Regions from separate parts of the Homo sapiens genome. Here region 2 is linked to region 1. The links are chromatin loops, found by intact Hi-C in ENCODE. Cell type or tissue: psoas muscle. All regions are shown on one strand. Links, peaks and the distances in the headings refer to the core of each region. The heading gives the core; the rest is flanking DNA.

Region 1 (15,879 bases), core at 4,398-12,397:
TGCATACAGCTAGCCAGTTTTCCCAGCATCATTTATTGAATAGGGTGCCCTTTTTCCATTGTTTATTTTTGTCAAGTTTGTCAAAGATCAGCTGGTTGTAGGTGTGTGGCTTTATTTCTGGGTTATCTATTCTGTTCCATTAATCTATAGGCATATTTTTGTACCCATACTATGCTGTTTTGGTTACTGTAGCCTTGCAGTATAGTTTGAAGTTGGGTAACATGATGACCCCAGCTTTGTTCTTTTTGCTTAGGATTACTTCGGCTAATCAGACACTTTTTTGATTCTGTATGAATTTTAGAATTGTTTTTTCTAATTATTTGAAAAATTATGTTGGTAATTTTACAGGAATGGCATTGAATCTGTAGATTGCTTTGGATAGTATGGTCATTTTGACAATATTGATTCTTCCTTTACATGAACATGGAATGTTTTTATATTTATTAGCATCATTTATGATTTCTTTCATCAGTGTTTTGTAGTTCCCCTTGTGGAGGTCTTTCACTTCCTTCATTAAATGCATTCCTAGGTATTTTAGTTTTTTGTGGCAATTGTAAATGATATTGAGTTCTTGATTTGGTTGTCAGCTTCAGCATTGATAATGTATAGAGACACAACTGATTTTTGAACATTAATTTCATATTCTGAAACTTTACTGAAGTCGTTTATCAGGTCTAGGAGTCTTTTGGATGAATCTTCAAGGTTTTCTGGGTGTAGGATCATGAAATTATTCATTTTTAAACTCAAGTTTCTGTCATTGCCAAATCTCATGACCAATCCATTCATCTGAATTTCTGCCACATGTGTTAGACTACATGAAAAAAAATTTTTATTGATAACTCTTTCAGGTTCACTTTTAGAAGCTTTGATTACACTTAATTCCAAACCTGTCATTTTGGTTTGGGAGTTCCAAGAAATCCATTTTCTTCTGCACAGTCCACCAAATCTTCAAATAAGTGATTATAAAATACTTCATTTGTTTCCAGTCATTAATATATAAAGAAGTAGATAAGTTTTAGAATTTCCAGATCCAACAGGGGCATGAATTGTATATCACTGATTTTAAAAAGTAGGGACAGTCTTGAAAGTGCCATCCAATAGCCAAAGCGAAACACGCACTAGTTTTTCTATGTTAGATTTAGTGGTAAATATAAGAAGTCTATCTTTCTTGACAGTCAAATCTTTAACCAAGAGTAGTTCACCATTTTATGTGGTTATGACATTGGAGGAATCTCAATATCAGCAAATGTCTGGTTCAGAAGGTTGCTGAGCTTGTCAAATTCTTTTAATTCTCTGACAAACGGTGTCACATGCTCGAAGGCAACCACGGTGTTATATGTGAAGAGGCATAAATTGTACACAATTGAATAATTTGGCAGAGGAGATCTCTTGTATTTTTCACCTGCATTTTCACTTACTCTGTGATCTCTGAAGCACTGAAACACTGAGGGTAGATCTTTCTGGCCTGCTCCACTCAGACTCACATACTAATCTCCTCTGGGGACATCCTCTCAGACACATCCAAAATAACACTTTACCATGTTTCTGGAAATTCCTTAATCCAGTCAAATTGACACCTAAAATTAAGTCCACAAGTCCACCTCTTGTCAGGTTGACACTTATACTCATCTCCTTAAACCATATTTAATTTCCAAATAAGGACAATAGCAAGGTAATAGGTCCACCTACCACGATGCAACTATCCTGCATACAACCAAAAACACACTAATCCCTTCCCCAGAATTTGGCTTTCAGGATTTCAACATTCAGGAATTCAATCTTTCAGGATTGTGATTTGTGGGATTTTAGACTTTGGGGATCTCAACATTCACGATTATGATGTTTGGGACTATGTCTTTTGGGATTATAATCAGCACCACTTGGATAAACCTCCCATCACCTGGACACTGGGTACACAGTCTTTTACTAAAGTTCTACTTCCTCTAGAATGGAATATGTCTCTGGGCCTACCCCTGTCCCCAAATGCCCCACTGAGTGAAGCGCCTCTAAAGGATTTCTGTGGTTTTTGACTGCCCACTGTCTACTTTCCCTCGCATGAATATCTGGATTTTTCCTTGGAGAACCACCTCTCTCTCCACTCTCAACCTGCATGGTCTGAATTAGCCTGACCCCATCCTCACTCCTAAGGCCGACCAAACAATCAGAACCACAGTGACTGACTTTGGAATAGACACATGATCAAAGTTGGATCCATGATAATTAGGCTATGGAAGTTTTCTGGGATCATGCAAAAAGGTGCATTCTCTTTCTGCTGGGGTTGCTAAGTGGGTAGGGCTTAAACCTGGATCTTCTGATGGCCACCTTAGCACCATAAAAGATCCTGCTTCAGCAGGAAGCCAACACACCTATTTGCAGAAGTCACACATGGAAATAAGCGCCACAATCCCAAGCCATGCTCATGTGCCATCTGAGGTGTGGAAACAATCAATCTCTTTGTCATGGACTCAGAAGTTCTGGCCTGCAGGAGGCAGTGAGGGAAAGCCCCAGAGAGAAATTAACTGATCAGCAATTCTAGCTGTCCTTTCTGTAGACTTCTCTCCCACCGATCATTCATTTATTCATTCATTCAAAATTATTTATTGAGTGTCCGCCATAGGACAGGTATTGGTGGTACACAGTGAAAGACACAAATAAAGTCCCTGCCCTTATAAGCTTTCATTGTGGGAGGAGCTCAGTGGTGGCAAGTGCTACAGTGAAAAGTAGGGCACAGTAAGGAGTAGATGTGAGGGTGGAAGGGAAGTGCTATTTTATACAGGCCTCTCCAATCAGGAGACATTTGAGCATCGATCTAAAGGGAGTGAAGGAGTAAGCCAAGCAGCCGTCTGGAGCAAGTGTTCAGGCACCAGAACAGAGAGCTGAATTGGACATGCTCATAATGTCGATGGAGCAGCCAGGAGGCCAGAGTGGTTGGAGTGGCAGGAGCAGGGGTGAAGTTGGAGAGGGAGCAGAACAGGGGTACTGTGGAGAGCAGAATGCCAAGGCCTTTCAGATCCCAGCAAGAACTCTGGCTTTCTCTGAGAGAGAAGGGGACACTGGAAGGCTCTGAGCAGAGATTTGCCTTTCTGAACCATTGTCTCGCTCTCTGTGTAGAATACAGGCTGCAGGGATGCGGATGGAGTTGCAGTCACTGCTAGCTCCCTGCCCAATATCCATTCTACCTTTTCTCTTTAAATCTAATAGAACCTGGGTTTTGCTCAGGTTCAATGCCCAACTCTGAAACTCCATTTGCTAGACTCCCTAGCAACTAGGAGTAGTCAGATGAAAGAGATGTTTACTGGGAAAGCTATTATTTGCCTAATTAAAAGACAGAGTCAGCTGGCATGCACCCTTTAACCTTTGTCCCTTCCCTCTTCTTGTCTGAAATACAGACTCAATGCCTGGAAGCATGGAAGCCACTTTGAGATACAAAGACGAGAGATGCATACTAAGGATATAGAGCTAAAGTCAGGAGAGGCCTGGGACATTGGTGACATCACAGAGCTGCTGCTGTCCAGCCCTAGTCTGGACCATTAGGAGGATTTTCCCCATGACCTTTCTGGTCTCATTCTTTCCACCCATTAGTAAGTATTTAAGGGCACTTCCTAATACCAGGCTAAAGTGACAAAAATAAGACTAGACAATTCCCTCTCATTGTTTCCTCCTCTCCCCAAAAAGTCACAACACAAAGTACAGTAGATGGGTAGAAATTATGGGGAATAGAAGTCATACGTTTCTGGTTTGTGGCATCTTTGTAAATTGAAGGGCTTCACAGGAAGCAAAGAGAGCAGTGTGCATGTTGCTGCTGATTGTGTTTTCTGGGAACAGAGGACAGAAGGCTGCTCTGAGGCCCATAAGAACTCGCATCCTGGGGGAGACATTCATCACTCCTCTTATAAATATGTCACCCTCTCATGGGGACTTCCTAGACATTTAGATAGAATTATTTGCAAGGCCCCAGTGAAGCCCCTCCCACAAACCCTAGGACACATCACCTCTATGGGCATAGCTTCTTCCAGATTCAGGTAGAGCGCTAAGGGATGTGGGGTCAGGTGGGCCTCCACGTCCTCCAGGAATGCCTTCCGAGCCTGCTGGGCTGGCGAGAGCTTGGAAAGCACGTCTGCTTCCTTGAGCAGCTTGATCTGCCTCTTCTTTGGGGCCAGTTGGGGAGCTCTGTGATAAATCTGGGGCAGAAAGCCCTCCACAGGGACCTGAGTCACCAGACCAGTGCAAGGCGGGCAGCCCTTCCTGAAGTCGTCCAGCCCCTTTCTTGGAAATACCAACTGCCGGCTGTGCAGAGAGGTGGGGAACTTCAGCCCGTTCTTGTGCTTTGTGAAACATCTGGAAGGTAGATAGATTCTCTTTGTACCTAGAATACCACATGCCTGTTCATATTAACCACAGGACTTGGGTGGGAGAAGGAGGTAGTAAAAAGGCTGGTCTCCAGCTTTTAGGGTTGGGGGTAGGGGAAGTGGGATTCACTGGAGAAGCTGGAGTTAATCATATTCCTAGTTCATAGCACAGAATTGCTGCTCCGTACAAAGCCCCTCTCTTGCTTTCTTGTCTATTTTATCCCCACATCCGACTCTCACTGGTCTCCCTTGCAAAAGCAAAACTGCCCTAGTGGATTTGGAATATATCCTTTGTTTGTACACATCCTTGAAATTCTGAAGCATCCTTATGTGTGCATGCACTCTTAATTTACGTAAATGGCACTATTCTGCTTCTTGTTTACCCAGCACTATATTTTAAAGACCCTTCCATGTCACTCTATGTAAATCTAATTCATTATTCCAACTGCCGCCACCACATTTCATCTCTCCATTCGCTTTGTGAAGGACACTCAAGTTGTTGCCTTTCCCAAGGACTCTCTCTCTTCACTAAAAGGGACAGAGTGCAGTTGAGCGGGAAGAACCTGGATCCCACTGACAACTCAGCCCCTAACTAGCTGAATGGCGTTGGCTCTTCATGTAACCTCTGTGGGTTCCCCCTAAACTCAGGGGATCAAAGGCTGCAAAATGGCTGTCCATGGGCTACATTGGGCCAACAAACCTGTCATTTGGTCCTCCTTGTGTTTTAATAAGAATCATAATAGCTAACATAAATTGAGAATTTTCAACATAACAGACACTGTTCTACTGTTCTAAATGCTTTACACATACGAGCATATTTAAATCTCATAACAACCCTATGAATTAGGCACGAGTATTATTCCCATTTACAGATAAGAAAATTGAGCACAAAGAAGTTAAAAAACAAAACACTTGTCAAAGGTCACACAGCTAATAAATGGTAGAGCTGGGAGTTTAACCCAGGTAGGCAGCTCCAGAAAAAGGTGCTTAATCACTCTACTGGAGTTTATGATAAATAAAAATGTTCACATAAATAATCGGGAAAAATGGCTCCTCTTGAAAAGCCAGATTTTTCAAGATCTGTGAAAAGTGGGTCCACTTATCCAAGGAGCCCCAATTGGCATATTGGTTGCCCACTGGAGACAAATCATCTGCTCTCTCATTCACAACCTCCACCTCTCCCACCGCCATATATATAGCTGCTTCACTCAGCCTCCTTATCCACCAGCGCCCTGTTAGCATTGAGTAGTTAGGGCATATAGATGAGATGGAAGAGACAGATGGGCAAACAGGAAGGAAAATAGAACAAGCTCCTGAATAACCTAACACAACCAGCGAACACCAAAGCCACGACTTGGAATCTGAGCGTCTCATTATCCTCACATATTACAGTGCCTTAGTTAGGTAATTCTAGAGTCTTTGTGTCCTTCCCTGAAGCCTCTTCCACCTTCAGACCCCTTTTATCTATAATGTCTTTTTACACCAAATCTAATCCTTGCTACACCCATTGCTACAAAGTGTTTTTAAGAGATTCCAGCCTGGCCCCAATTCTTCTCTAGTGAGTCCTAGAAACTTCTTACTTGTTGCATAGATGTGTAGGTGTTGTTTTAAGGGCTTAACCCAACTCTACTGTGAAGATCTAGATGAAAGGACACAAAAAGATGAACTTAACAAAAAGTTACTCTCTGCATTTAACAGATCACTCTTAAATAGCTAAATGGCAGAAAGATGCTGAAATTACATCTAATCATAAGATTAATGACCCATTCAGCATTACTTATTAGTAAGTAACCCTCCATATTAAATGTCTTTACAAAGTTCATTATATGCACATTTACAACTAACTCATGCATCCAAGCACTTCATGAAATCAAATCTGAGAACAAATATTTTTGTTTAAGTACAGCCATACAACTCAAAATGGGGAATGTACGTGGCAGTGAGCTGAAACTTCATAGAATGTTAGAACTGGCAGAGATCCTAAAAGAAATCCAGTCTACTTTCTTCACTTTTCTTTTTCTGTTTTTTTTTTTTTTTTCAAGACAGGGTCTCACTCTGTTGCTCAAGCTAGGGTACAGTGGCAATTATAGCTCAATAGCTCACTGCAGCCTCAAACTCCTGGGCTCAAGGGATCCTCCAATCTCAGTCCCCCAAGTAGTTGGGACTACAGGTGTGCGGCACCATGCCTAGCTAAATTTTTAAATTGCTTTTGTAGAGAGAGGAGACAGGGTCTTGCTATGTTGCCCAGGCTGGTCTCAAACTTCGGGTTCAAGTGATCCTCCTGCCTCCGCTTCCCAAAGTGTTGGGATTACAGGCGCGAGCCACTTTCCTCATTTCTTTCCTTTCTTTTTTTTTTTTAATTCGAGACAGGGTTCCACTCTGTTACCCAGGCTGGAGTGCAATGGTGTAATCTTGGCTCACTGCAACCTCTGCCTCTCAGACTCAAGTAATCCCTCCACCTCAGCCTCTTGAGTAGCTGGGACTACAGGCATGTGCCACCATGCCTGGCTACCGCTTTCCTCTTTTTAATAAGGAAACTAAGTTCCAAGAGGAGAGTAAGGCAACCAGTGTAAAGGGAGGGCTTTCCTCTCCCCCACATGGCCTCTCATAGTTAATAAGCTTACCATTCTGCATTATGTTAGGTTCAGGAAAAATCTTGCTTGGCCCATAAAATAAAACTGGAAACAATTTTTCTAAATATTTACTGTTTTCACAGACACTAGTACATGATATATGGATATTTCCCTCTTTAAGAATTGCAAAAGGATACCGGACATGTATCCTAAAGAAATGAAAAAGTATGTTCTCAGAAAATTCTGTACACAAATGTCGATAGCAGCTTTCTACATATTAGCCCCAAAACTGGAATGTCCAAAACAACCTGAATGTCCTTCAACAAGTGAATGGATAAACAAACTGTGGTACATCCACACCAAGGAACACGACTCAGCAACAAAAATGAACTACTGATACACACAACTTGGATGGATCTCAGAGGCTTTATGATGAGTGAAAAAGAGCCAGTCTCAAACAGTTACATACTGTATTATTCTGTTTATCTAACATTCTCAAAAGAACTAACTTACAGAAATGGAGAGCAGCTTAGCGATTGACAAGGCTGGGGTGGGAAAAGAAGTGACAGCAAAGGGGTAATACTAAGAGTTCCTCTGTGGGGAAGGAACAGTTTTGTATCTTTATGTATACATATGACCAAATGTTACAGAACTCACACACCTGAGTGCAAGTAAGAGCTGATAAAATCCAAGTAAGGTCTCTAGTTCAATTAGCATATTCTGCCAATGACGTTTCCTGGTTTGGCAATGTGCTATCGTTATGTAAAATGGTACCACTGTAAGCAGCTAGGGGAAGGGTACATGGGACCTCTGTACTATTTCTGCAACTTCTGGTGAGCCTACAGTTATTTCAAAACAAAATTTTTAAATGGGGGGGAGAAGCTTCCCAAAGAAGCTCTTATGAATAACTGCTAGAAACAACTATGAATAATTGCTAACATGTACACGATACGTTCTATGTGCCAGTGACAACTTTACATGTGCTATCTCCATTAATCCTCACGACAATCTTAGAAAGCTGATTCCTAAGTTATTGCCCCATTTTATAGTTAGGAAAGTGAGCCCAGAAGGAGCAACCAACTTGCCTAAGGTCACCAGGCAAACAAGAGGAGAACTAGCCTTCTACTCAAGCCTTTCTGATTCTAGACTTTGGAATCTTCACCACCACATCGTGCTGTCTCCAAGACAGACGAATTCCATTCTCAAAAGATTGTCAAGGAGTCGGTAAAGGCAAAAACCTTCTTGTTCCTGCTCTGAGGCTACCACAACCGTACAAAATGTTAGCAGACCTCCCTAGCACCCCAGGCGCTCCCCCAACCCTGGGCTCCACTTGGCCACAGCCGCCATCTGGATACCAAAGGCTCCAGGGGCAGCAGATGCCTAACATCGGATACAGGGCTCCAGGCGCCCCGGGGCATCTGGCGAACAGTTGGTTGGCTAGGCCGGAAAAGGGTGGGTGGCTAGCAGGAGGGCACCAGCCTCCGCAGCGGACTCTGCGGCCATCACTTTCCCATCAGAAATGGGGATATTAGTCTACATCCCTGGGGGCGTGGGAGGCGGGGGTTGTGAGGATGACAGCAGGAAAAATCCTTTGCAAAGAGCAGCGCCAAGCGTTGGTTATCTCAGCGTATTATGTTGTACGTACAGGAAGCATTGAGGAGGGAAGGCAGGCTGGACCTCTCCCCTCGCCCCCGCCCCAGCAAGCGCGGGTCTCCAGGCGCCCCCGCGCGGCCCGCGTGGGATGCGCCCTCGGCCCGGGCGCTGAGTGTTTACCTGGACCTGCAGTTCACGCCCTCGCGCACCGGGGCCAACGTCCCCGGCCGGAGCCGCCGCCTGCGGTCCGCCATGGTGGCCCTAGCTTCGCGGCCACCGTCCGGGCTTGGGCGGTGTGTGTGCCCTGCTGCCGCCCCGTTGCTAGGACACCGCACAACCACCGCTGCCGGTATTTGCCCCGGGCGCCTGGCAACTCTGACGCCCCGCTGCGCGGTCCAACCCCTTCTCCGACGCCTGGGGACGTGGACCTGGCCGAGGGAAGGGAGAGGGTACCGGTCCTTGGTGTAATCACGTTTTACTCTGCTGGGAAGGCGTGTTCATCTTCCCACCGAAACGCGCCATAGACTGGATCAGGCGTTTTTTGCTCATCATCGTTTCAAAAAACGTTTACTGAAGGAAAGAAAGGAAGAAGGCAGGAGGAGCGATAAAGAGATAGCAAGAGAAAGAGGATGGAAAGTGGGGAAAATGAATAGATTTCTAAAGGTTGGGAAAGCCTTTTAGCAGGGAGATGTTTTCCTGGAGGTCTTGGAACTCTCTTGGTCTCACAGCCTCTGTAAACCGAGGGCTGCACACCTGTCTCTAGTCCCCAGCTGATTTCCAGAGGCCCTTCCAGCTCCTGTGTTGATTCTTCTGCCTCGACTCACTTCTAGCAGACAAGTACCATCCAGCTGACCCTGGTAGGCACGTGGCCACATAATACGGATTGCACGAGGGTGTGTTTCGTTTTTACTAAATTCTTATGCTACTTCTGAGTGTTTCTGATTTAAATATAAGCATTGGTTCTGCTACTTAATAATTATGCACTCCTGGGGGCAGGGTACTTACATTTTTAAGCTTCATTAATTACCTGGCCTGAAAATGGGGAAAATAATAGTATCTACCTGTAGGGTTATTGGGGATATTCGATGAATATAAAGAAATTAACACAGTGCCAGCATTTAAGAATCCCTCAAGAATTATTATTATGCAAGTACTATTATTCCAGCTGTGAACCGGGGGTGGTAATATTTGTCCTGACTACTTAACAGAGCTGTTGTGAGTTAGTTAATGGAGAAAGCTATGTAGGTAATCATTATAATTAGCCCAATTGTTATTTTTATTTTCTTTGATATTAGTCCGATTGTAATGCAAACTTTTTATTACTTTGAGGAGGTAGGGTTTCTGTAGAAATTCTGTGAGAACTGGGCCAAAAGTATGGTTATCTAGGCTGAATGGAGTCCTGCAGGAATGATTTGTAACAATTTGCCCAAACAATGCTTGATTAAACTAAAAAGCTTCTACACAGCAAAAGAAATAATCAGCAGAGTAAACAGCCCACAGAGTGGGAAAAATCTTTGCAATCTATATATCCAACAAAGGACTAATATTCAGAATCTACAAGGAACTCAAACAAGCCAGCAAGAAAAAAACAAGCAATCCCATCAACAAATGGGCTAAGGACATGAATAGACAATTCTCAAAAGAAGATATAAAAATGGTGAACAAACATATGAAAAAAGGCTAGATATCACTAATTATAAGGGAAATGCAAATCAAAACCACAATGTAATACCACCTTACTCCAGCAAAACTGGCCATAATCAAAAAATTTAAAAAATTAGATGTTGGTGTGGATGTGGGGAAAAGAGAACACTTTTACGCTGCTGGTGGGAATGTAAACTAGTAAAACCACTATGGAAAACAGTGTGGAGATTCCTTAAAGAACTAAAAGTGGATCTACCATTTCATCCAGCAGTCCCACTACCTGGGTATCTACCCAGAGGAAGAAAAGTCATTATACAAAAAAGATACTTGCACACACATGTTAATAGCAGCACAATTTGCAGTTGCAAAACTATGGAACCAGCCCAAATGCCCATCAATCGATGAGTGGATAGAGAAATTGTGGTATATATGTGTATATATACACATATATATAATGGAATAACATTCAGCCATAAAAAGGAATGAAATAATGGCATTAGTAGCAACTTGGATGGAACTGGAGACCATTATTCTAACTGAAGTAACTAAGGAATGGAAAACCAAACATTGTACATTCTCACTCATAAGTAGGAGCTAAGCTATGGGGATGCAAAGGTGTAAGAATGATAAAATGGACTTTGGGAACTTGGGGGGAAGGATAGGACGGGGACAAGAGATAAAAGACTACACATTGGGTACAGGGTACACTGCTTGGGTGATGGGTGCACCAAAATCTCAGAAATTGCCACTGGAGAACTTACTCATGTAACCAAAAAAAAAATAAATAAATAAACAAATAACGGATGCCCAGAAATATTCTGAAGGAGGCATTTTACCGGAATCTCCAAAGGTTGTGACAAAAAGAAGAAAAAGCTGACTACAATTTATATATCAGCAAGCAAGAGGTAGAGTTTCCTAAGATGGCTTTCTATATATTTTCTACAGCTGCAATAATCCTTTTAAAAATATTTAGCAAAATAATATGTTGGCAAATTATCACTCTTAAATAAACAAACAAATAATAAATAAACAATTTGTCCATATGCCTAGGGTTTCTACCAATTCAGGACTGCTTTCCCATTTCTCACCTTAAAGTTCTATTTTTTTGTTTTGTTTTGTTTTCTTTTTTGAGACAGAGTCTCACTCTGTTGCCCAGGCTGGTGTGCAGTGGTGTGATCTCAGCTCACTGCAACCTCCACCTCCTGGGTTCAAGCGATCCTCCTGCCTCAGCTTCCCGAGTAGCTAGGATTACAGGCACGTACCACCATGCCGGGCTAATTTTTGTATTTTTAATAGAGATGGGAGTTTCACCATGTTTGCTAAGTTCTATTGTTTTTGTTATTCAAATGCTTGTTTTTCTGGAATATATAATAGTGTTTGAAAATACTATTTTATATATTTGAATAATCCTTTTGGGAATGAAATGGCCAGCTTACCTGGCAAAAAGTCTAGAAATAAACACCTGGAAAATCACCAACCTCATTCTTAAATAACATATACTCACTTGATTACTGTATTTAATACATTTCACCTTTGAGTTGAGAGAGAGAGAGAGAGAGACTGAGAGATTCTCTAAGTAATGACTACAATTATGGTATGCAATGTATGGAGTCAAAATTACCATATAGAGCAATTATCAACTTGTGATGATGCAGATGTCATGAAAATAGATGGTTTCTTATTTATTTATTCAGCAAACACTAGCAACAAAGTACCAAGGTGACGAGGATCAGGTCTGTTTTCTTCTCCATTGCATCTCCAGTGCCTAGTATGGTATATAACAAATCAATAGTTGTTGAATGAGTATATAATGTGTGTCAGGCACAGTACTAGGAACAAGATGGACAAGATCCCTACCCTAAGTCTTGGAGAAATCCTACCTACATGCAAAATAATGAAGTTGGGCCCTTATACTGTATACAAAAATCAACTCAAAACAGCTTAGAGACCTAAATTTAAGAGCTAAAACTACAAACTTCTTAGAATAAAACATAGGGACAAATCTGCACAATTTTGAATTTGGCAATGGCTTCTTAAAATGATACCAAAAGCCAAAGCAACAAAAGAAAAAATAGATAAATTGGACTTCATTAAAATAAAAAACTTCTGTATATCGAAAAACATGATCAAGAGAGTGAAAAGAGGCCAGGCGCGGTGGCTCACACCTGTAATCCCAGCACTTTGGGAGGCTGAGATGGGCGGATCACGATGTCAGGAGATCAAGACCATCCTGGCTAACATGGTGAAACCCCATCTCTACTAAAAATACAAAAATTTAGCCAGGCGTGGTGGTGGGCGCCTGTAGTCCCAGCTACTTGGGAGGCTGAGGCAGGAGAATGGCGTCGACCCAGGAGGTGGAGCTTGCAGTGAGCCGAGATTGCGCCACTGCACTCCAGCCTGGGTGATAGAGCAAGACTCTGTCTCAAAAAAAAAAAAAAAAAAAAAAGAGAGAGAGTGAAAAGATAACCCACAGGAGATAATCTTTGCACATCATATACCTGATAAGAGTTTAATATCCGTAATATATTTAAAAACTCCCACCACTCAACGACAAAAAGACAAACAACCCAATTAAAAAATAGACAAAATATTTGAATAGATATTTCCCTAAAGAAGATATACAAATGGCCAAAAATCACATCAAAAGATGTTCAACATCATTAGTCATTAAGGAAATGCAAATCAAAACCACAATGAGATACTACTTCACACCAATTAGGATGGTTATAATAATAAAAACAAACGAATAGAAAATAACAAGTGTTGGTGAGGATGTGGAGAAATTAGGACACTCATGCATTGCTGGTGGGAATATAATATCTTGCAATTGCTGTGGAAAATAGTTTGGCAGTCCTCAAAAAGCTAAGCAAAGGTTTACCATATGACACATCAATTCCACTCTTAGGTATATACCTAAAAGAATTAACAACAGGAACTCAGATATTTGTACATCAATGTTTATGGCAGCATTATTCACAATAGCCAAAAAGTGATAAGAACCCAAGTGTCCACCAACAGATGAATTAATAAACAAAATGTGGCATATACATACATGGAAAATTATTCATAAAAAGAATGAAATTTTGATAAGTTATAACATGGATTAACCCTGAAAACATGCTAAGTGAAAGAAGTCAAATGCAAAAGGACATATAGTGTATAACTCCATTATATGAAATATCTAGAATAGGCAAACTCATGAGACAGAAAGTAAATTAGAGATTTTTAGGGACTGGGAGAAGGAAGAAATGAGGAGTTAGTGCATAATGGATACAGAGGTTTTTTTGGAGGATGATGAAAAAATTTTGAAATAGTGATAATGATTGCATAATATTGTAAATGTAATTAATGCCACCAAATTATAAACTTTAAAAGAATGGTTAAAGTTACAAATTTCATGTTACATATATTTTGACACAATTTTTTAAAGTTGTAAAAAATACCAAAAAAAGAAGGAAATTTGAAAATTAATGAGCTAAGAATCCAACTTAACAAATTGGAAAGATAGTCAAATAAATCCCAAAAGAAGTATGTTTTTAATGTTGAGCAAAAGAAGCCAGACGTCAAGAGTATACACTGTGTTCCTATTAACATGAAGTTTTAAAACAGGCAAAATTAATTTATAATGATAAATGTCAGAATTGTGGTTACTTGGCGGGTAACTGACAAAGAGAAGGCATGAGGGAGTCTGCTAGGAAGATGCAAATCTTCTACATCTTGATCTAGTTGGTGGATATGTTAGTACATATGTAAAATTTTAATGAGCTATACACATCAGATTTGTGCATTTTACTATGTAAGTTATTCAATAAGAGAAAAGCAAAAAATGCAGCATTTTCCATCAGGAAAATAATCCTAGAGAAATCTCTACCCCATTATCACATAAAGAAACAAGCTTCCTGGGAGCCCTAGGGCACCCTAAAGTCTGCAGACTTTCCCCTAAACATTCCTTATTTTGTGGTACTCATCCAGGGGAAGGATATTTAAAATATTTAACAACCAGTAAAGCATATACACTAACCAATCAGGAAGATGGCCAGCCAGATTGCAACAACGGAGTCCTAGAGTCCCCTAATCATAATGGCAATACCTTCCTTTAGTTGCTGATCTTGTAGAGAGTGGCTGGAGCCACCAGAGCACAGCAGTCACTCAGAATTGCTCAGAGCAGTGGCTATTTACCAACCAACACAGTGTTTTGACAACCATTATAGTCCTAAACCTTGCTTACCAGCTTACTGTCAACCTTCTCCCTCACCCACAGAATCTCTCTAGAGATTTTCCTGCATAGTGTTTTAAGTGGCTTCTTGAAAACTGCCCTCAGTGTAGACTACACCTGCAAACCAAATAACAATGGGGGTAAAGGCATGACACCAATAGTCAACAGGAGCATTTCTCACTTGGTCAGTAGCATTGAGCATGATGGCAGATAGGGGATTACAGATAAAATTGACAAGGTTCCTGCCCTCAGGAGGTTATGGTTAAGTGGATGGATGGGTCCTTTAGTTCGGTCAGGCTGCTAGATTTGAGGAGATGCCTGAGCCATCTGCAATAGGCTAGACACACTTAAAGGAAGATAGTGGAGATCTGTACCTCCACTCTTTGTTGAACAGTGGGCCATGAAGAGTAGATGGGATGTAGGGATACATTGCTGGTGGGAGTGTAGCTAGAACAGTTATTAGGAGAACAATCTGAAAGGACTTAGTCAAACCAAGTATATGGTATCTGCTGGCTGATTTGTTCTTCACTGCCCCTGCCTGCTCTGCCCTGGCGTCAGCAAGCTGCACTGGGGGCTGGGTTCGGCTAGTGGAAAGCACTAATAGGAGATTGGGGATGGAGGAAGGGAACAGTCAGGCTATTTTTCTCTCTCCATCTCTCTCCTATTTATAGAGGCATCTATATTTCTTCCTTCTCTTGGAGCTCCCACCAGGTGCTATGATTCCGGCTTTTGTCACATGACTCAAACTCTTGGTTCCAAGCAATTCGTGCAGTTTAGGTGTGGTAGGGGTTTCCTATTATTGCCAGTCTCTAGATTACCTATGTCCCCTGTTTGGCTCTCAGCTCTTTCATCACCTCTGTAACTATTCCCTGCATTAAAATCTTAGTTTTACACACTTAGAGTGGCTTCTGTTTTCCTGGTTTTACTCTGATACGTATGTTACTTATGACTCAGTATTTCCACTGCTAAGTATAGGAATCCAGAGGAATTCTCACACACAAGGCAAGACGTATGAGGATGTTGCTGCAGCATCGTTACTAGTGTTGGTGAGTTGGGGGCAATGTGCATGTCCATTTCTGTGAAATGAGTGGATAAAATGGATGGATAATTAGGCATCATTAGAAGCAATAGTCTAGATAGATACTCAGCAACATGATTAGACTTTTAAAAATATATTGCTGAATGAAGAAAAACAGAATGAAACTTTTACTACAATGTGGTTTATATAAAACTGTGCATAAAAAACAAAAATGTACCTCTTATAAGAATTCTGAGAGAAAACATATGTCAACACTTAATGACAGGCCAGGCGCAGTGGCTCACGCCTGTAATCCCAACACTTTGGGAGGCCGAGGTGGGTGGATCACGAGGCCAGGAGTTCAAGACCAGCCTGGCCAAGATGGTGAAACCCCGTCTCTACTAAAATACAAAAATTAGCTGGGCACAGTGGCAGGTGCCTGTAATCCCAGCTACTCAGGAGGCTGAGGCAGGAGAATCACTTGAA
Region 2 (15,879 bases), core at 4,037-12,036, 250 kb before region 1:
CACCCCCAATCATTTTGGAGGTAATTTAGATAGTAACCACCAAAAAGGCCACCAGTTTAAAGGTTAAAACATTTTCCCTCCTTGTCCCTCGATCCCCAAGCACCCTGCAGAGGGTGTGACCCCTAAAGCAGGTAGAATCCTGCGGAAGTGAAGAAGCCCACATTGTGGTGAGAAAATGGCCCACATTCCAGATCTGCCAGTTTCTTCTGCTGCTTTCCTTAATGATTTTCTGCTCTTACCACTTAGCAGGAAGGAAATAAAAGAAGGAAGAGGATCCTCTCTGAAAAAAAAAGGCTCTGTTTATAACCTGCCCTCCTTCCTCTCCTCTGGAGATCCCCTCTGCTTTGGAATCTCAGGGTATGAGCCCAATGCCATTGTAGGGGTTGCAAGGTCAGTTTCCAGTTGCTTAAGTCATGTGGCATCTATCAGAACCATTAAACAACTTCTTCCTGGTACTTGTGTCAATTTCCTTCTAGTCTACATGTCAATCCTTTAACTTGACCTTTGGCCCTATCTTTTTAGCCCTTCCATTCTACTCCCACTGCCTCTCTTAGGTCAACTTCTGCCTGGAAATCCCCAAGGTCCCTGAAGAAAGAGGATCTTTCTATTTAGGCCTCAGGCCCACTCCCTCGGACCTCAGGTTGAAAATATTCTCCTGAGGGTCACCTCACCTGTGTCTCAACTAGGCCCCTGGCCTCTTCCCTAGGGATCTTCAGAACAACCTTCTTTAGATTCTGAGGACAGGCCCCTCACTCCGTTTCTGCAATGGGGTTTCCCATCTCACTTCATGGTCTGTCTCCCACTTTCTCACCATCCTTTTCCAGCCCCACCTGGCCAGGAGTGATCAGCTCCAACCAAGGAACACAGAAACCCAACCCACAGATCATCGAGATTTCCTACTATTGTTTATAATTGGAACATATTTGAATAGACTGGCAACACATGGGTGTTTTATTTGAAATTTTTTCCCTGAGAGAGCACTACCAAGCCCCCATACTGCAAATCCTCCCCGATCCTGGAAGACAGAAGTTGTTTTTATCTTGTAAAGCACATAGCTGCCATTCTGCCAGCAAGACCCCTGCTCATCACAGGTGAAAACTTGAAGGGTATTTTTCCAAGAAGCAGTAGAAGTGATAGAAAAAGCCTTGGAGAAATTGTAGGCAGAGGTGTTGTTGAGTGGTGACTTCAGTGGATATATTGAGAGTAGGGGAATTCCGATTATAGCGATAAAAGCATAATTCTAGGGACATTAAACCTGGGCCTCATAGAAACCACTAAGAGCAGGTAGTGATCTTAAGCCACCTAGATCTTTTACTTTATAACATAGTGTAAATTAAATAATACCATCTTATCCTACTGGTTTTGGCAAATGGCAGCCAAGAGCCTAGTCTTTTGCTGCCACCTTGTGTTTAGGAGACAAAAGTCTAAATTCACAATTGCTGTGGCATTATTATTATTATTATTATTATTTTTGAGATGGAGTTTCCCTCTTGTTGCCCAGGCTGGAGTGCAGTGGCGTGATCTTGGCTCACTGCAACCTCCACCTCCCAGGTTCAAGCGATTCTCCTGCCTCAGCCTCCCGAGTAGCTGAGATTACAGGCGCCAACCACCACACTTGGCTAATTTTTTGTATTTTTAGTACAGGCGGGGTTTCACCATGTTGGCCAGGCTGGTCTTGAACTCCTGACCTCAGGTGATCCACCTGCCTCGGCCTCCCAAAGTGCTGGGATTACAGGTGTGAGCCACCGTGCCTGGTGAGAAATGAACATTTTAGAGCCAGAAGAGATCTTAGAAATTCTCTAGTCCAGCTCCCTTCACTTCACTGATGAGGGAACCAAGACCTAGATTGGGACCAAAGTCTCCTTGTTCTTTCCCCTGTGCCACACTACCTCTCTGGTCAATTACACTCACATCACATGCACATATCGAGTCCTCAACAACTAAGGCCATTGAAGTACATGGCAGAAAAAGCCAGTCTGTCCAAATCCATAGGTGTCTCATTCAGTGGAAACATTTCCAGGGGATTGTGCAGTTGTATATGACAAGGCCAGGTGACCAATGACAACGAGAGCTAACACTTAGCACTCACTGTGGATCAACTGCTGTGCTAAGCACTTTGTGTATATCTCACTCAATTCTTTCAGTAACCCTATAAGGCAACAACTATTATTACCACCATCTTATATTTAAGGAAATTGAGGCTTAGAGAGGTTAAGTAACTTGCCCAAAGTCATTCAGCTACATCTGGCAGAGAGAGAACTCAAACTCAAGTCTGTAACTAGTACAATCTGTGCTCTTGCCCCCATTTTTTATTACTGATTATACTGACTTTACCTCATCCCATTCTTCAGAGATAACATTATTACAATTTGATATATTTCCTTTCAGCCTTTTTTAATGCATAGATAAATATTTTTATGGCACATTGAAATTGATTTCAACACGTTTGTACTATAAAATAATACTGAGGAGGTCTTATATATAAATCTTGGTCTGGATCTCAGTATTTTAATGATAGATTTATAGAAGGAAAAGTACGGGGTCTAAAATTACAATCTTAACTGAGGATTTTGGTATTGGCAAACTTATTTTCAGAGTGCCCGCACCATTTCACAGTCCCACCAATAGTATATGGAAGTACTCACTTTAACACTTCCTCACTGACATTGGAAGTGTTCATATTTGCTCAATTTTGCCAAAAATAATTTAAATTTTGGCAAATTTCAAGGATCTAGTAGATGAGAGCAATACATATCTGAGAATTTCAGACCTAAGGTAACCTAAATGATCCAATAAGAAAAAGACTCTTAGCTCACTTCTGAATATGTGTAATTCTATATGGAAAAAATTAGGTAAAAATTGGGTAAATGTCCAAAAATTCCAAATAAAGTATTTAAAGAGTCTGAGAGTGCTCACTTTTTTGGACATGGCTGAGTAGGAGGCACCATCATGGGAGTCCACACCTGCCACAAGGAACCCAGTGCCAGAAACTCAAGAGCCAGGAAATTGATCTAAAGCTGTTGGTCAAGCGGTACATGTTTCTGGCCAGAGGAACCAACTCCACCTTCAACCAAGTTGTGCTGTAGAGGATATTCATGAGTGGCAGCAACAGGCCAGATGATCAAGAAAATGAAGTTTCCTGGCCAAGAACACAAAATGAATGGTTGTGGGGATCATAATTGGAGGGCAAGGTCCTGACCTGGACGCCCCCAAAGTCTATGCATTGTCCTGCTCTTTCATCCTCACAAGGACCAAGAAATATACAAGCATTTCAGTAAGGCCCCAGGTACCTGCACAGCTACTCCAAACCCTACACCAGAGGCCAAGAGGCCAGCTGTACTACAAAAACTAACCGGATCCTGTCATTATTAAAAATATTGTGGATGCTGGATTCGGAGGGGGGGATATGTATACACTGGCAATGAACAATCTGAAAATGAAATTTTAAAAAAATTCCATTTATAATAGCTTCAAAAAGAAGAACATACTTAGAAATAAATTGAACAAAAGAAATGCAAAACATATTGCTATGGTTTGAATGTATGTGTCCCTCCAAAATTCATGTTAGGATCTAATAGTCAGTATGATAGTATTAAGAGGTGTGTCTTTTGGGAAGTGATTAAGTCATGAACACTCCAACCTCATGAATGGGATTAGTGCTGTCATGAAACAGGTTGAAGGAAGGGCTCTATTCCTTTGTCCTTCCGCCTTCCACCATGTAAAGTCAAGCAACAAGGTGCCATTTTGGAAGCAGAAGGCAAGCCCTCACCAGATACTGAATCTGCTGGTGCTCTGATCCTGGACTTCCCAGACTCCATAACTATGAGCAACAAATTTATGCTGTTTACAAATTACTTGGTCTAAGGTATTTTGTTATGGCAGCAAAAATGTACCATGACACATATACACTGAAAACCATGAAACATTGTTGAAAGAAAATTTAAAAGACCTAAATAAATGAAGGACATCCCACGTTCATTGATTGGAAGGCTTTATATTGTTAAGATGGCAATATTCCCCAATTTGATCTACAGATTAAATGTAATCCCTATTAAAATCTCACTTGGCTTCTTTGCAGCAACTGAAAAGCGATTTTAAAATTCATATGGAAACTCAAGGGACCCAGAATATCCAAACAATCTTGAAAAAGAAGAAAGAAGTTGGAAGACATACTTTCAAATTCAAAACTTACTACAAAGCCACAGTAATCAAGACAGCATGGTACTGGCAGAAGAACAGACATAAATAGAATATAATAGAATTGTGAGTTCAGAAATAAACCCTCATACTTATGGTCAACTGATTTTCAACAAGGGAACCAAGAAAATTAAATGGGGAAAAGAATAATGTTTTCAACAAATGATGTTAGGCCAGCTGGATATCCACAGATCAAAGAAAAAGCTGGACCCTTAGCTCATACCATAGACAAAAAGTTAAAATATCAAAAAAAACCTGAATGTAAGAGCTAAAGCTATAAACTTACAGAAGAAAACACTGGCATAAATCTTCATGACCTGGAATCAGACAATGGTTTCTCGAATACGATTACAAAAGCACAAGTAATAAAAGAAAAAAATAAATTGGACATCATCAAAATTTAAAACTGTGTTTCAAATGACAACATAAAGAGAATACAAAAACAACCCTGATAATGGGAGAAAATTGTTGTAAAACATGTATCTGATAGGGGCTTGCATCTACAATACAAGTCTTAGAATTCAATAATAATTCAACAATAAAAAGACAATTCAATTTTTAAAATGAGCAAAGGATTTATATAGACATTTCCGATAAGAAGATATACAAACGACCGGCCAGGCATGGTGGCTCACTCCTGTAATCTCAGCACTTTGGGAGGCCGAGGCTGGCAGATCACGAGGTCAGGAGATCGAGACCATCCTGGCTAACATGGTGAAACCCTGACTCTACTAAAAATACAAAAAAATTAGCCAGGCCAGGCATGGTGGCGGGCGCCTGTAGTCCCAGCTACTCGGGAGGGGCTGAGGCAGGAGAATGGCATGAACCTGGGAGGTGGAGCTTGCAGTGAGCCGAGATCACGCCACTGCACTCGAGCCTGGGCAACAGAGCGAGACTCCATCTCAAAAAAAAAAAAAAAGAGAGATACAAATGACCAAAAGTGCATGAAAAGATGCTCAATATCTTTAACTATTAAATAAGTGCAAGTCAAAATCACAATAAGATACCACTTCATACCCACTAAGGCAGCTATGATCAAAAAGACATAATAACAAGTATTGGTGAAGATGTAGAGAAATTGGCCCTGCTGATTAGAGTGTAAAATGGTGCAGCTGCTTTGGAAAACAGTTTTCTCTATAACCTGATATAAGGTCAATATTTGCATGTGTTATTTGGTCATATGAGTCTATCTGGAATCACATTTGGATTTATTTATTAAATTGTTTAGATATTTTATGTCCTTTTTAGTTTTCCTCTGCTTGATCAGACATGGACCAACAAAGGTGATTAAAACCTTCTCCTTTTATTTCTTCTTCCTTGTTGCATAAAGTTATGTGATAACTCCATTATCATTGCAAATTATAATCTTTTTCATTATAAATTTTTTCTTTGCTTCATTTAAGAAGAGTTCAGGCTTATTTGACATTAATAATGTGAAACAAGGTTCCGTTTTTTAGTATTCACCTTTTATGCCTTGGTCCATATTTTTGGTTATTATGGAGAGGACCAAATATATAAAATAGAGTACATTATTTTTACATACATGGGATCATAAATGGGGGAAAGGAAGTATGGAGGGAGTACTGTAAGAGAGTTAAACGTTCATCTTCCATAATAGAAAGTCAATAGATAATACTACATATGGACAAAAAAAATGAAGAAGATCCATAAAACATGTTATTAAAAATATGATGATAAATATAAAAAGAAATAGTTGAGAGTTGAGTAGTTGCTGCAGGGAATCAGGAATGAGGTAGGATGGGACTGGGGAGGAGAGGTTACTAGTATCTGTAGCCACTCTGTTTTGGGATACTATATCCTTCATACCCTTCCCTTTCCTTTAAGGGATTGATAATTGATTAAGATGATTGATACTAAACACAGATAACATTATTGAGAGCCCACTATGTGCCAGGCTAAGATACATCCTGCAGTATCTGTGAGGGATTGGTTCCAGGCCCCCTCATCCACAGACACCAAAATCCATGGATGCTCAAGTCCCTTATATAAAATGGTATAGTATTTGCATATGACACACACACATCCTTCCATATACTTTATTTTTATACTTTTTGTTTTTTATCATACTTTAAGTCCTGGGCTACATGTGCAGAACGTGCAGGTTTGTTACATAGGTATGCACGTGCTATGGTGGTTTGCTGCACCCATCAACCCATCATCTATATTAGGTATTTCTCCTAATGCTATCCCTCCCCCAGCCCCCCACTACCTGACAGGCCCTGGTGTGTGATGCCCTCCCCCCAACCCGTGTCCATGTGTTCTCGTTGTTCAACTCCCACTTATGAGTGAGAACATGCAGTGTTTGGTTTTCTGTTCTTGTGTTAGTTTGCTGAGAATGATGGTTTCCAGCTTCATCCATGTCCCTGCAAAGGACATGAACTCATCCTTTTTTATGGCTACGTAGTATTCTATGGTGTATATGTGCCACATTTTTTTATCCAGTCTATCATTGATGACATCCTTCCATATACTTTAAATCATCTCTAGGCTGAGCATGGTGGCTCACACCTGTAATCCCAAGCACTTTGGGAGGAGGAGGCAGAAGGATCACTTGAGGCCAGGAGTTGGAGACATAGTGAGACCCTATCTCTACAAAAACTAATAATAATAATAAATTAGCCAGGCATAGTAGCATGAGCCTGTAGTCTCTTTGGAAGGCTGAGGTGGGAGGATTATTTGAGCCCAAGAGTTCAAGGTTGCAGTGAGCTATGATCATGCCACTGCACTCCAGCCTGGGCAACAGAGCTAGACCCTGTTTCAAAAAAAAAAAAAAAAAAGTCACAATACCTAATACAAGGTAAATGCTTGTAAATAGTTGTTATACTATATTATTTTAAAATTTGTATTATTTTTATTGTTGTATTATTATTTATTATTTTTTTCCCAAATATTTTCAATTTGTGGTTGGTTGAATCCATAGATGCAGAACCCACAGATACAGAGGGCCAATTGTATGTATGGATGTATAAAGTAAGGGTACAGCCATGCCTGGAGAAGGGTTGTAGTGTTGGGTCCCAGAGCTGAGTCAAAACAGAAGTGTACATCTTTAAAAATGCAGAAAAAACATATGATAAAATTCAATACCTATTCATGGTTTCAAACAAAATCTTAGGAAAGTAGGAATGGAAGGGAATTTCCTTAAATCCTTAATCTTCTCAAGAACCTTAGTAAGGTGGGTACTATTGTTACTGCCATTTATCAGATAAGGAATCTTAAGTTCACAGGGCTTATAATTGGCAACATTATGCCTGGCTGTGTGACTTGAGATCTTCTACCTATTGAGTTATCTTAGGTTAATGGGACATGGGTACACAAAGTAATCCTTAAAATGAAAAGAACTCAAAGCTATACTCTTTGTACATTCTCTCATGTCCACAAGAGGGCACCAGGATTCATTAAATTCAAGCCCAATAGTCAAATGTTGAAGTAATTGTAGAGAATCAAACTGCTTAAATATTAGTAAATTTGAAAACCTACAAGTGTGTATTCTCCCAGGTACACCTGCAACTTGGGTCTGAATTGGCCAGCTCTGCACTTTTCAATGATAAAATCCCATTGCCAGTTAGAGTCTTCATACATTTCTACTTACCCCAACCATCCTGGGACATCCAGATGATAGTAATGATAGATTGCTTAACCAGCTTATCTGCCGCTCCACCATGCAGTGATGTTCTATGTAGATGCTATTTCAGTGAGTTTCAATTAGGAGAAAGTGAAGGAGAAAAGTACCCTTTCAGGGAGGATGTATCGGACTTTAGGGGCAGGGGATTATAGAATGTGTAATTTGCTTTTACACATACTATATTATTAATCTCTAATAAGGGCAATCTATATTTAAAAGTTCAAAAAGCTTAATCATATTAAAATTTATATTTGGAAAATAGCTTATTGTTTCCATAATACGTACATTAAACAAAAGTTTCATGTGGATTTTTTATGTTTATCAAAAGGAGGCAGGAGTTTAAAAAACTGATAAGTCGGCCGGGCATTTTGGCGCACGCCTGTAATTCCAGCACTTTGGGAGGCCGAGGCAGGTGGATCACCTGAGGTCAGGTGTTCACGACCAGCCTGACTAATGTGGTAAAACACTGTCTCCACTAAATACAAAAAACTTAGCCAGGCGTGGTGGCGCATGCCTGTAATCCAAGCTACTTGGGAGGCTGAGACAGGAGAATTGCTTGTACCTGGGAGGTGCAGGTTGCAGTGAGCCGAGATCGTGCCATTACACTCCAGCCTGGGCAACAAGTGTAAAACTCCGTTTCAAAAAAAAAAAATTTTTTTGAGAAGTCGGCTTCTCTCTCAACACATCTGGGACTGTACAAAACATTTATATTGCAGAACATCAAAATCTCTTACAGTTGTCTCTTCCTTTCCATGTTTACTGGCACTTCTTCGGTTCAGGTCCTTGTTTGTTCCTTTTTGTTCATGGAGTTTTTGTGATTGTGGGGATAAAGCCAAGACCAGGGAAAGGGCTATAGAATTGGGTCCTAGAGCTGAGTCAAAACAGGGTTGGACATCTTAAGAGATGGAAAAGTCTTTAATAAAAGTCAGCACACATTCATGGTTTTAAACAAAAGTGTAGAAAAACAGAATAGAAGATAATTTTCTTAAACTAATAAAGGATATCTACCAAATGCCTTCCACAGATATACTTTGCTGAGTTTACAAGATCACTAGACAAAGGGTGAATATACAAAAATCAATTATATGGCCAATCACCGTGGCTCACACCTGTAATCCCAGCACTTTGGGAGACCGAGGTAGGTGGATCACCTCAAGTCGGGAGTTTGAGACCAGCCTGGCCAACATGGTGAAACCCTGTCTCCACTAAAGACACAAAAATTAGCTGGGCGTGGTGGTCCACGTCTGTAATCCCAGCTACCTGGGAGGCTGAGGCATGAGAATTGTTTGAACCTGGGAGGCAGAGGTTACAGTGAGCTGAGATCATGCCACTGTACTCCAGCCTGGGTGACAAAGTAAGACCCTGTCTCAAAAAATATATATATATAATAGCAACAAACAAAAGACAACATTTTAAAAAGAATACTATTTACTATAGCAAATCGAACACATAGGAATAAATCTAATGAAATATGTATAAGAACTTTACACTGATAACCACAAAATATTACTGGGAAAATTAAAGAAGACCTAAACATAACGTTCATGAATTGAAATGTTTAGATGTTAATTTTCTATGAATTTATAGATTCATCACAATCTTCACCAAACTCTAGGCATGTGTGTGTGTGTGTGTGTGTGTGTGTGTGGAAGTTGACAAACTATTTCTAAAATACATATGAAAATGCAAAGGACCAAGAATAGCTGAGGCAATCTTCAAGAACAAAGCTGGAAGACTTCCACTTCCAGTTATCAAGAGTCATTATAAAGCCATAATAATCAAGATTGTATAATATTGGCACAAGGATAGACAAGAAGATAGACCAGTGGGATAGAACATAGCATACAAGAAAACAACCATATGTATACAGTCACCTGATTCATGAAAAGTATGACATTGCAGTGAACTGATGGAAAAGAGAATATTTTAAATAAAAGGTTCTAGGTTCACTGGATAGCCATACGAGAGAAAAAACGTATCAGGACTCTAATCTCACATCACACACAAAAATCAATTCCAAATGAATTGCAGATCCAAATATGAAAGATAAAACCAGAAAGCTTTTAGAATAAAGCACAGGAAAACATTCTTATGATATTGTAGCAGCAAACATGCCTTTTTAAAAACCATACAAAGCCATGTAAGGATATAGGTAAAACCAATGGTTCTTCGAATCTCTCTACTCTCACAAAATCGTTCAACACTTCTGATGCCAGAGGGTGGGGGGTTTTCCCCACACACCAAGCAATTCTCTGGCAGATTCTACAGTGGACACGAGCTAAGTATCCTCTAATTCAATTGAATTCTGTCACTATCTGCCTGGAGATAGTGTCAGGTCCCACAAGTTGAGGGTTCAGTCCCACAAGACTGCCCCCACCCCCCTTCAGATGCCAGTCACAAGCACAGAATGTGGCCTCTGCTTCTGAATGACCAGCTATCCATCGGATTCCCATGACCTCCACTTTGGTTTGATTAATTTGCTAGAGTGTCTCACAGAACTCAGGTGTCTTAGTGCATTTTCTGTTGCTTATAACAGAATATCTGAAACTGCCTAATTTATAAAGAAAAGGAAATTATTTCTTACAGTTATGGAAGCTAAGGAGCCCACGGTGTAGGGGCTGCATCCGGTGAGGGCTTTCTTGATGGCGGGGACTCTGGAGAGTCCCGAGACGGCACAGGGCATCACATGCCAGAGAGCTGAGTCTCTCTTCCTCTTGTTATAAAGCCACCAGTTCCAGTACCGTAATAACCCATTAATCCATCAATGGATTAATTCATTCATGAGGGTAGAGCCCTCGAGACCTCTTAAAGACCCCACTTCTCAATACTGCCACATTGGGGATTAAGCTTTAATATGAGCTTGGAGGGGATAAACATTCAAACCATAGCATCAGGGAAATACGTTACTTATGTTTACTGGATATAATAAAGGATACAGATGACTGGCCAGATGAAAAGATACATAGGGCGAGGTCTGAAAGGGTCCCATGTGCAGGCACTCCTATGCCCATGAAGTTGGGGTATACCACCCTGCTGGCATGCAGATGTGTTTGTCAACCCAGAAGCTCCCTGAATCCCATAGTTTAGGAATTTTTATGGAGGCTTTATCACGTAGACATGATCAGTGATTAACTTTATTTCTAGCCCCTTTCCCTTCTCTGGAGAATTGTGGCAAGTTGGTGGATTAGGGCTGAAAGACCCCAGCTTATAATTATGGCTTAGTCTTTATGGTGACCAGCTCCCATCCAGGAGTCCACCAAGAGCTACCTTATTAAATGATGCTCCTGCCGCCCAGGAAATTCCTAAGGACTTTAAAAGCTCTAAAATTCCTAAGGACTTTAAAAGTCAGGAACCAGAGTAAAAGGTCGAATATTAGAACAAAAGGTTCTCCTAGCATCCTTATTGCTTAGGAAATTACAAGGGTTTTAAGAGCTCTGTATCAGGGACTGTGGGCCGAGAGCAATATGTGTATTTCTTATTATTTTTACAAATAGTAACACAAAGAAACAAAATATATAGAGTATATTAAAATTAAAAACATCTCTTCATCAAAAGATATATGCTTAAGAGAACGAAAAGGCAAGCCTCAGAGTGAAGATATTTGTAATACATATCTCTGCCAGAGGACTTTACTCATAATCTATAAATAACTTCATAATCCAAAAGAAAAGACAATCTAATTTAAAAATGGGCAAAAAGGCCATGCACAGTGGCTCACACCTGTAATCTCAGCACTTTGGGAGGCTGAGGCAGGATGATTTCTTGAGGGCCAGGAGCTCAAGATTAGCCTGAGCAAATAGCAAGATTCACCACCCCCCATCTCTACAAAATAATTTTAAAAATTAGCCAAGTGTGGTGGTGTGCGCTTGTAGTCCCAACTACTATGGAGGCTGAGGTGGGAGGATCTCTTGAGCCAAGGAGTTTGAAGTTACAGTGAGCTGGGATCACTCCACTGCATTCCAGCCTGGGCAATAGAGAGACACTTGTCTCAAAAACAAAAAAAGAGAGAGAGGGAGAAGAAAGAGAAAAGAAAAAGGGTAAAAGATTTAGATACTTTACCAAAGATATTCAAATGGCCAATGAACGCACGAAAAGGTATCCAACTTCCATAGTTCTCAGAGAAATGAAAACTGAAATCACAAATGAGATACTACTGTGTACCCACTAGAATGGCTAAAATGAAAAGGACAGAAAATACCAAGAGTTGGCAAAAGGGGGAAGCAACTGAAACTTTCCTACACTGCTAGTAGGAAAAAAAATGGTATAACCACTTTGGGAAACTATTTGGTAGTATCCACTAAAGCTGAACAGATTATCCTATAACCCCCAAATTCCGATCTTCACTGAGACAGGGACAGGGTTAAAGGAACCAACATGAGATGGTGAAGTGTTCTGAGGCTAGCATTAGCTGTCCTGGGACAAGGAGACAGAAGAGTTTTTCAACACAGGGAGACCTGTAGCTGCAAGAGCGGCTGGCCAACAGGAGCTGTGTCCTCTAACAAAGGGATACAGCCCTGGCAAACCTGAGGCCCCATCTCCCATTTCCCTCCATTATTATGACGGGAAACCAGGGCCAAGGGAGCATGCTGACAGAGCCCACACAGCTCAGCATCCTGGGTCCCCGAGCAGCAGGGAGAAGAGGAGGGTATAGATCTGGAGCGGCTAGCAGAAAAAGTCAAGCTCACTGTCTAATGTCCGAACTGGAGCATGGACTCTGAAGTCAGATGACCTGAATTCAAGTTTGGTACTGCTTACCAGCTGTGAGGCCTTTAGGCAACACATTTAACCTGCCCATGCCTGTCTCCTCTTTGGCAAAATGGAGATAATAATCTACCTCACAGAGTTGCACAACGAGCAAAAGAGTGAATACATGAGTGAATTCCGTAAGTGGTAGCTATCATTTTTATTTTAAGCTTTGCCCTTCACATATTCTATGCTCATTTAAACAGAGGAGTTGGTTAAATCTAAATATACTTTGTATTTGTAATTATGGGGCCCCCTTCAATAAGAATGTCCCTCAATCTGTTTTTCTAGACCCTTCTAAAAACCTCTCGAATGTTACTTTCTCTGTGAAGACTTCCCTGAGCTCCTTGTCCAGGAAGAACCTCTTCTGTGCACCCAGAGACCCATGTCCCCTCCTCCCCAGTGGCCCGTCCCACGGCCCTCACTGAAAGGCAGCCTAGCGTGCATGTCTACTCTCATTTCCTTAAAAGCAGAACCCAGATCTTGTTCTTATTTTTGAACTAACTCTAGTGTATAGCACAATATTTTATATAAAAATGTTTGTTTCCCTGAATTATATTGGAATTTCAGTATATTGAAATTTACTTCAAACAAGTTTGCCATTGGTTGACATTTTAAAATCCTATTCTAAGTATTTGCTGAGATGGTTTTTACTCTGTATTGTCACTAGCAACAAAAGCGAGCTAATCATAACTACTATTTATTAACTATCTACTTTGTGCCAGGGCTTTATATTTTATATCATGTGATTCTTATAACCAGCCCATGAAGCAGGGACAGATGAGAGAAGGCTCAAAGAGATAATATAATTTGCCCAATAGCCACAGCAGCTAGGAAGTGGCAGAGCTATGATTCCCACACAGACTTCCACAAGGCCTGTGGTATTTCTGTGATGCCACGTTGCTTCCCATAATTAGTATATACTCAAGAAGTGTGAACAGGTACCTCCGAGTTTTAGTTACTTTCTTCATTTATACAATGAGGGAGAATTGGATGCTCTCTTAGATGGCTTTCAGCTCTAGAATATATGATTTTAAAGCAGCATCTCTGTCTGTTCCTATCATGTGCCTGTGCTGATTACTGCTGGGGACACTTCTTTTCTCATAAAATTGGTTAGAAAAATACAGCTGTTCTCAGTTTCCATCGCACAAATCCAAGAGGCAGGACTGGTGAAACTGCCTTCTATAGGACTCCAATTTCCCCTTCTTTAATTTCATGGGTTACAGTGAAGTCAACAAGAGTGTAATTTGTGTTTGCATAAAACCAGAACACAAAGGAAAAGAGCCAGACATTATTGAACATTCAGGAAAGAAAGAGTCCCACACCAAAAGGGCAAAGTTCAGTACTGTTAGCTACTCTCGTTATTCAGCAAATATGCCTCTCATCTGCTTGTAATAGCACAGTGCCAGCTCTCTCTAGCCTTTCCATTGCCTTTGGGAGATAAGAAGGAATTCAGTTTCTATTTTGTCAAAATGGAATATACTTGATGATTAAGGGGATATTAATTAAGGTAGCGTTAATGAAAACATACCACTTCTAAACTCTGTTTGTGATTCACAAAGAAAGAAAAAGTCAACCAGTCCTCCTTATACACTGCCTCAAAGAGGACGAGCTCTCTCCTCCTCCTATCATCATCCATTTATTTTGTCCGTCTGTTAATCTAACCATCCATCCATCCATTTAATCTATTCTCTCTCTCTTTCTTTCTCCCTCCCTCTCTCTGTTAATCTATCTTCCTTGAACTATCTATCCATCTGAGCCTCAGTCCAGTTCTAGGAAAGTACGCATACATCATGACAATTGCAATTAAGACAAAGCAGTCACCCCATCTGTGTGAACTCCCTGGGAACTGAAAGTGCAAACTCTTAATCTATAAACATGAAATAAAAACCTGCCCAAAGCAACAGCCTATCTCTGATCATATAGAATTAGATTTTTCTGTCTCACAATCCAGGGAAATACAACTTTGTATGACTAGAGGCAAGAGAACAAACTATAATTGACACAGAAGGAGAGAGCTGATGACTTCAAATTGCATTGCTTCCCTGCTAAAACCATCCAGGGGTTTCCCATCATACTCAAAGGAAAAGCCGAAGTCCTCACATTGACCAGGGGCTCGATACACTTTGGGTGCTCTGCTCCAGCCATGCACGACCTCTTTCCTGATTTTTATTTTATTTTATCTTTTTATTATTTTATTTATGTATTTATTTTTGAGACGGAGTCTTGCTCTGTTGCCCACGCTAGAGTGCAGTGGCGCAATCTCGGCTCACTGCAACCTCCATCTCCCAGGTTCAAGTGATTCTCCTGCCTCAGCTTCCCAAGTAGCTGGGATTACAGGTGCCTGCCACCACGCCCAGATAATTTTTGTATTTTTAGTAGAGACAGGGTTTCACCATGTTGGCCAGGCTGGTCTCGAATTCCTGACCTCAGGTGATCTGCCCACCTCAGCCTCCCAAAGTGCTGGGATTACAGGCATGAGCCACTGCACCCAGCCCTCTTTTCTGATTTTAAAAAACATGTCAGGCATGCCTTGCTGTAGGACCTGTGGATTAGCAGTACCTCTGCCTTGGATATTCTTTCCCCAAACATTGCACAGTCTCTATGTTATGTTCCTCTGTTTTTATTTTTCTATTTTATTGATTTCCACTCTGATCTTTATTATTACTTTTTTCTTGTTTATTTGAGAGAGCAAATTATTGTTTTAAGCCACTAAATGTGGGAATTATTTTTTACTTAGAAAGAGATTACTGAAACACAAGGAAAAATAGTTTCTCTAGGAACAAGCTACTTTAAGAAGTTCCAGATGAATGCTTTTAGTTAGCCCAGACATACTGTTGGGATTAAGAGTTGTTAAGGTGTTTGGCTGATAGACTGTGAAATCAGAAATCATACAATGTTAAAGTGAGTAAGAAGTTATTTTGCTCAGAGAGCTGAAGTGACTTGTCCAAGATCACACAGCTAAATAGGAACATGCCTTAAAACAGAAATGGACTCTCAGTTCCATATACGTCTCTTATTTGTTCTACAAATATTTATTAAGCACATTCTTTATGTAAGGCACCATGCTAGCAGCTAGGGATAACACAGACAGCCTTATCCTTATAGAGGTTACATGCTATCAAGTCAGATAGACCTTAAGCAATGAAATAATCTTTTTGTTTGTTTAATTATAATTGTGATAAGAGTCACAAAGGGGAATAAGGTGCTTTGAGAGTATATAATACAGAAGTGGACTCTGAAATACTCTGGGGAGAAGAGAGACATTTAAGCCAAATGGAAAGGATGAGTAAGAA

What was found. Peaks named below come from ENCODE experiments on the same cell type or tissue, not always from the same donor. Only the 100,000 strongest peaks of a DNase experiment are listed, where the experiment ranks them.
Region 2: a loop joins it to region 1, with 3 times the contacts of the local background. A loop is called at or near these places in 3 of 110 quality-filtered maps.

Annotation. Positions count from the first base shown.
Region 1 is chr4:76,244,637-76,260,515 of GRCh38, reverse strand. FAM47E (family with sequence similarity 47 member E) reads right to left here and starts at 8,795. Exons shown (of 8, transcript NM_001136570.3): 1 at 8,696-8,795; 2 at 3,993-4,338. The coding sequence starts at 8,769. It overlaps FAM47E-STBD1 (FAM47E-STBD1 readthrough), which reads right to left and starts at 8,795. Exons shown (of 7, transcript NM_001242939.2): 1 at 8,696-8,795; 2 at 3,993-4,338. The coding sequence starts at 8,769. LOC105377286 (a long non-coding RNA gene) reads left to right here and starts at 8,839. Exons shown (of 3, transcript XR_938897.4): 1 at 8,839-9,408; 2 at 15,346-15,421. In psoas muscle, for the core only: a CTCF peak has its summit at 8,678; a DNase peak (open chromatin) is centred at 8,805; H3K4me3 peaks cover 2,282 bases; H3K27ac peaks cover 1,711 bases.
Region 2 is chr4:76,496,777-76,512,655 of GRCh38, reverse strand. All of the region lies in intron 1 of SHROOM3 (shroom family member 3), which reads right to left. Among named protein-coding and RNA genes, the nearest start is that of MIR4450, 69 kb to the left of the region's middle. In psoas muscle, for the core only: a CTCF peak has its summit at 7,591 (motif pointing right); no DNase peak of the experiment used is centred there.